Linked DNA regions of Homo sapiens: region 2 is linked to region 1. A link is a loop called in an ENCODE intact Hi-C map of the cell type or tissue named here. Cell type or tissue: Calu3. All regions are shown on one strand.

Region 1 (2,500 bases):
TATGGGCCAATTTAATAGCAAAGTATTTTTACTGATATTGTATTGAAATTTAAATATGAAAACACACCCTTCAAATTCTGCCAATGAGGTGGGAAGGCTTTGTCTATTACATGTCATCTACACAGTGGATGCCACTCAAAGTTTTGGGGCTTCGAGGAGATGTCCAAATTTCAAGTTGATCCATAGACTTAATAAAATCTCTATTTTTGTCCCCAAATTTCCAATTACTGATCTAAACAGGAACAGACCGTGTCATAAACAACTTAATTGCTTGCTTAAATATGTGATTCCACGCATGCCACATATTTTCTTAATTGGAAAAATATGGCAGTACACCAGTTACTGCAGGCACCAAGTGCCAAATCAATTTTATTGTTGAACTCCTTTGAATTGGTATAGAACGCTCTGCCATTGAGATAAAGACGTTTCCTAACACTGAGCTAGCACCAAAGGATTTTTGCTCTAAGAGAACCGAGTACTGGGTGATTGAAAACACTAAAGGAATTGTGTAAATATAGATCCCCACCTCCCCCGCCGCCCCCCCCCCCCGCCCCCAACACACCAAGAAACCGAAACGCCTCGCCCGGGAGAAGCAGCGTAGCCTGGACCTCAGCTTTCGTTGGCTTCCTTCTACCTTGAAAGAGAATGGGAAGTTTTGGCCCCTAAGATCCAAAGATTCAGGGGCTCTGCGGAGTTCGAGGGGTCTTGGCGGCCCCAAACACCTAGGCGACCGGAGGGTTAAGCTTTCCACCTCTGCCCCTTCTCCCTCCCGGCAAACTCTGCGCTAGAGGCTAGCTTTAGTCCCGCCGTCTGGTTCAGCACCCCCTCCTGCAGCCCGGCCCCGCGAACTTCCACGTCCGCCTGCGGGCCATCCGGGCTGCGGGCCCATCCTCCCGCTGGTGAAAAATGCATTTCGGTGGAATGGGAACATCTGGGAAGGGCGCGCACAAACCCCACACGCTTCCCCCCACGCCACCCCCACAACACACTAGGACCCCACCCATGACCGAGCATACCACCGGACCCCCACCCTTCCACTATCACTCTAGCTGACAAAGCTGGGGTCCAGGGCCCTCTCCGTGTCCCTCTCCCCTCCCCGCTGGGCCTCGGAGTCCTCTCCCGCCCGAGAGGAGTCCGGAAGGCGGGAAGGGGAACCGCTGCCGGGGGTCAGTCAGGTCGTTACCCTCCGTCAGTCGCGGGCTGCCCGGCTCCCTGCTTCTCTCGGCGGCGCCCATGTCCAGCTCCCGGACGGGAGAGCGCCCTCCTCCAGCTCCTCCGCCTGCTCCTCCTCCTCCTACACCTCCTCCGCCTCCTCCGCCGCCGCCTCCGCCTCCTCCGCCGCCGCCTCCGCCGGCCGCCCGGACTGCCGGGCTGCTGCGGTCGTCGCGGCCCGCCTCGGTGCAGCCGGTCGGCTCCTTGGCCCCGCGCAGCGGCCCGCTCTCCAGCACCTCCCGGTACGTGATCGCCTCCTTCTTCTCCTTCACTTTCTGGTCAAAAGACTTGGAGACGAACGCCGTAAGTTCTTCCATCGCCGCCGCACGTCAGCCCGGCGCTCAACCTCTGCCAGCAGAGCCCCGCTCTTTTTTTCCTTCTTCTTTTTTTACTGCTCCAGCCCCCCCAATAATAACACATCAATGGGACAGGAGGTGGGGGAGGAGAGGGAGGAGGAGAAAGAAGAAGAAAAAGAGGAGAAGAAAGAAGAAAGAGGAGGAGAAGTAGAAGGAGAAAAAGAAGTAAGAAGAGGAGGAGGAGGAAGAAGAGGAAGAGGGGGAGAAGGGTGAAGAGGAGAGGGAGGAGGAGGAGGAGAAGAGAAGGGGCGGGGGCTGCCGGAGGGAAATGGGAACTGATGCTTCCCTGCCGGAGCGCGCTTGTTCAATGTTAAGATCTTTGACAATTCTTCCTGCGGAGAGTTCAGATCTGATAGCGACGCTGCGCTTGAAGTCCCACTATTTATACTTCCTAACGGCGGCCTCTTGTTTTGAGTAAATTACCTCCCCTCGCAACTCGGAGTGAGCCCCCTTCCCGGGTAGCAGTCGCGCCTCTACCGGGGGTTGGGGAGGGGAAAAGGAGAGAAACAGAGAGAGAGAGAGAGAGAGAGAGAGAGAGAGAGAGAGAGAGAGAGAGAAGAGGAGAGAGAGAGATTGGAGTTCGGGCGGGCTGGGGCTGGAGTGGTAGGGCAGCACAGGGGGACCGGAGGGGGCGGGGAGAGAAGGCCGGTCCCCGGCCGCTCAGGTTTTCAGATAGCCCCTGCCGCCTGTGCTCTTGGCCATTAATCCAGGATTGACAAGAATCCCTAATTAATTTAATTAGGCGTGGATTTTGCGTTGGTGTCACGACTTAGTTAAACACTGGGGAGCTGGATAGACCCCGCGGGGTGGGGCCAAGAGGAAACTGACAAGTGCGCAGCTCTTAGAGTCAGTCAGGTATCCCGACACTGCATCCTTCCCTACAGCCTTGCTTCGAGTCAGGGTGCCTCGCAATGCTCAGCTTCGCATTGCTT
Region 2 (2,500 bases), 210 kb after region 1:
GTCCTTATGAAGTGTAATTTAATAAATAGAAGAAGCAGGTGCCAAATAAATATATAACAAGCATATTGTGCTGTAATTCTTGTAAATTATAAGTTTTTAGAAGGAAAAGTGCAGAGTGCTATGAAAGAATAAAGATTGGATGGATAACAGCAGGACAGCAACTTACTTTATGTAATAGCAATTAAAAGAATAATCAGTAAGAAATTATCAGTGGCATTTCAAAAGGACCTTAGAAATATCTTATCTTGAGTGTCAGCCTTGGTTCTCATCCCTAATCTCCCACATACACTGAAATACCATATCTTGCTAACACTTATCCCCTAAATATTTCTCAAAACCATGTCTTCCTCTCCACCCTTTATTGCCACTGCTCTGGTTAAAGCTTTAGTGCTTGCTGCCTGGACTACCCACAACAGCCACTGTGTTTGATTCCTACCTCCAGTCTTCATGAAGGATGAAGTCCAAATTTCTTAAAAGATAGCATACCTTCTGAGTGATTTAGAGCTCTCCTAACAGAGATATAAACCTAACAGGTTTATATCTTGACATGTTCTGAGTCATACTTTCCACATTATGCTTTTATGCTATTTCTTATATTCTAGTCCTTGCTGTTGCTTTTCCCTTTGTTCAAAATATGGTATACCAACAACCTCCCCCCTCCCCTCACCCCTTGGTTACTAGCTCATGCATCATCTCCTTTGTAAAAAGCTTTCACTGATCCATCCCATCCCCAGGATGAGCCCCCGTACTTCTCTGTGACCATCTCCATTACTAATATTACTTAACCATATTATTGTGTAATTACTTGAGACCAGGAAATATCTTATTCATTTTTATATCTGTAGTGCCTAGTGATAGTAGGCACTCAATAAATGTTTTTAGGTAAATAAGTAAATTGGTTGCCTTAAATTGGCCTCTCTTATTCAGTAACTATTAAGCATAGATTTTTAAATATTTATTATGTTTTAATATGTGTCTCTCATCATGAAAAATTCAGATTTGAGCAGATATTTAGTCTTAATAATTTGTGCCTGTAATGAGACCTTTATGTGGTCTTTGCTACCTAGTGAGAGCAGTGCCATCTATTGGCTGTAATCCAAAGTGTATCCACTGTTATATCCAGAATTGAGCATAGAGCATTAATGAAACATTTTAAGGAAGGCACACGTATGAAAATTTTTTCATAAATTTACACAAAAACTATCTCATGCATGGCAAAAATAAATGAAGTAATTTAATCAAATATGCCAACAAAGGAGAACGATGTTGTGTCTTGACACAGTAACAGAAAATGTGTATCATCAGCATTTGCTTTTATTATTTATTTATATCCCAGCTCATTTCTAAAGAAATTATTATGGCTGTATTATTCGATAGAAAAAGACTAAGCCAAAATGCAAATGAATATTCACTCCTATCCTTCTTTAAAAACTAATTAGTACTTTGTGATTTAGATAGCATTTTATTTCCAAAAACATTTAAAGTTTTTACAGAACCATAAAGGTGAGACAAAAAAGATCTCTAAACACAAAATATCTCTAAACCATGAAAATTGTCTTTTAATAGGAATCCACACCTGGATAAGAAAGGTAGCAGTCCTGTTTGTTACGAGTAACTTGTGCCACATTATTGAAAATTGTTGTTGTTGTTGTTGTTGTTGTTAGACGGAATCTCACTCTTGTTACCCAGGCTGGAGTGCAGTGGCACGATCTCAGCTCACCGCAATCTCTGCCTCCCTGATTCAAGCTATTCTCCTGCCTCAACCTCCTGAGTAGCTGAGATTACAGGTGCCTGCCACCACGCCTGGCTAATTTCTGTACTTTTTTAGTAGAGACAGGGTTTCGCCATGTTGGCCAGGCTGGTCTCGAACTCCTGACCTCAGGTGATCCACCCACCTCGGCCTCCCAGAGTGCTGGGATTACAGGTGTGAGTCACTGTGCCCAACCGAAAAAAAATTCTTTTTTTTTTTTTTACTTCATTCACTGATACTGTTTCTTCTGCAACAGTATTTTCACATGTTAAATGAAAATATGCTAAACAGTTAAATTTAATAAGCAGAAATAAAGCTATGCTGGATTTAGCAGGTGTCAAGTAGTCCTCTGACTAGCAATTGTTATCCTGTCAGCATGTATAGTTTAGTGCTACAGTGCTTTCTAGATAGACAAAGAAAATGTGTCATGAGGGTAGGCCACCAAAATATTAGGAAACCTTGCTGTATTGTCAAACTGCCACTGCTCTAAGGAGTTTCAGAAATAGTGTGTTTTCCGGTATGGTTAAAATAAACATAGTTTAAGATATACAGGATGGTAACAATATAATTTAAAAAATGTAGTGTCTTATATTTTAGTCATATATGAGTAAAGTTCGAGACCAGCCTGGTGAAACCAATGGTGAAACCAAAATGGTGAAACCCCGTCTCTACTAAAAATACAAAAATCAGCCGAGCGTGGTGGCAAATGCTTGTAATCCCAGCTATAGAGGAGGCTGAGGCAGGAGAATT

What was found. Hi-C counts contacts between places; a loop is a spot of excess contacts. Peaks named below come from ENCODE experiments on the same cell type or tissue, not always from the same donor. Only the 100,000 strongest peaks of a DNase experiment are listed, where the experiment ranks them.
Region 2: a loop joins it to region 1, with 2.1 times the contacts of the local background. A loop is called at or near these places in 14 of 110 quality-filtered maps.

Annotation. Positions count from the first base shown.
Region 1 is chr3:158,104,496-158,106,995 of GRCh38, forward strand. It overlaps SHOX2 (SHOX homeobox 2), which reads right to left and starts at 1,925. Exons shown (of 5, transcript NM_001163678.2): 1 at 1,184-1,925. The coding sequence starts at 1,529. RefSeq lists a silencer at 1,315-1,364 and an enhancer at 2,113-2,500. In Calu3, no CTCF peak of the experiment used is centred here; DNase peaks (open chromatin) are centred at 846 and 1,286.
Region 2 is chr3:158,312,447-158,314,946 of GRCh38, forward strand. The region is part of intron 5 of RSRC1 (arginine and serine rich coiled-coil 1); the gene reads left to right. Among named protein-coding and RNA genes, the nearest start is that of RSRC1, 200 kb to the left of the region's middle. In Calu3, CTCF peaks have their summits at 1,011 and 1,210; a DNase peak (open chromatin) is centred at 1,085.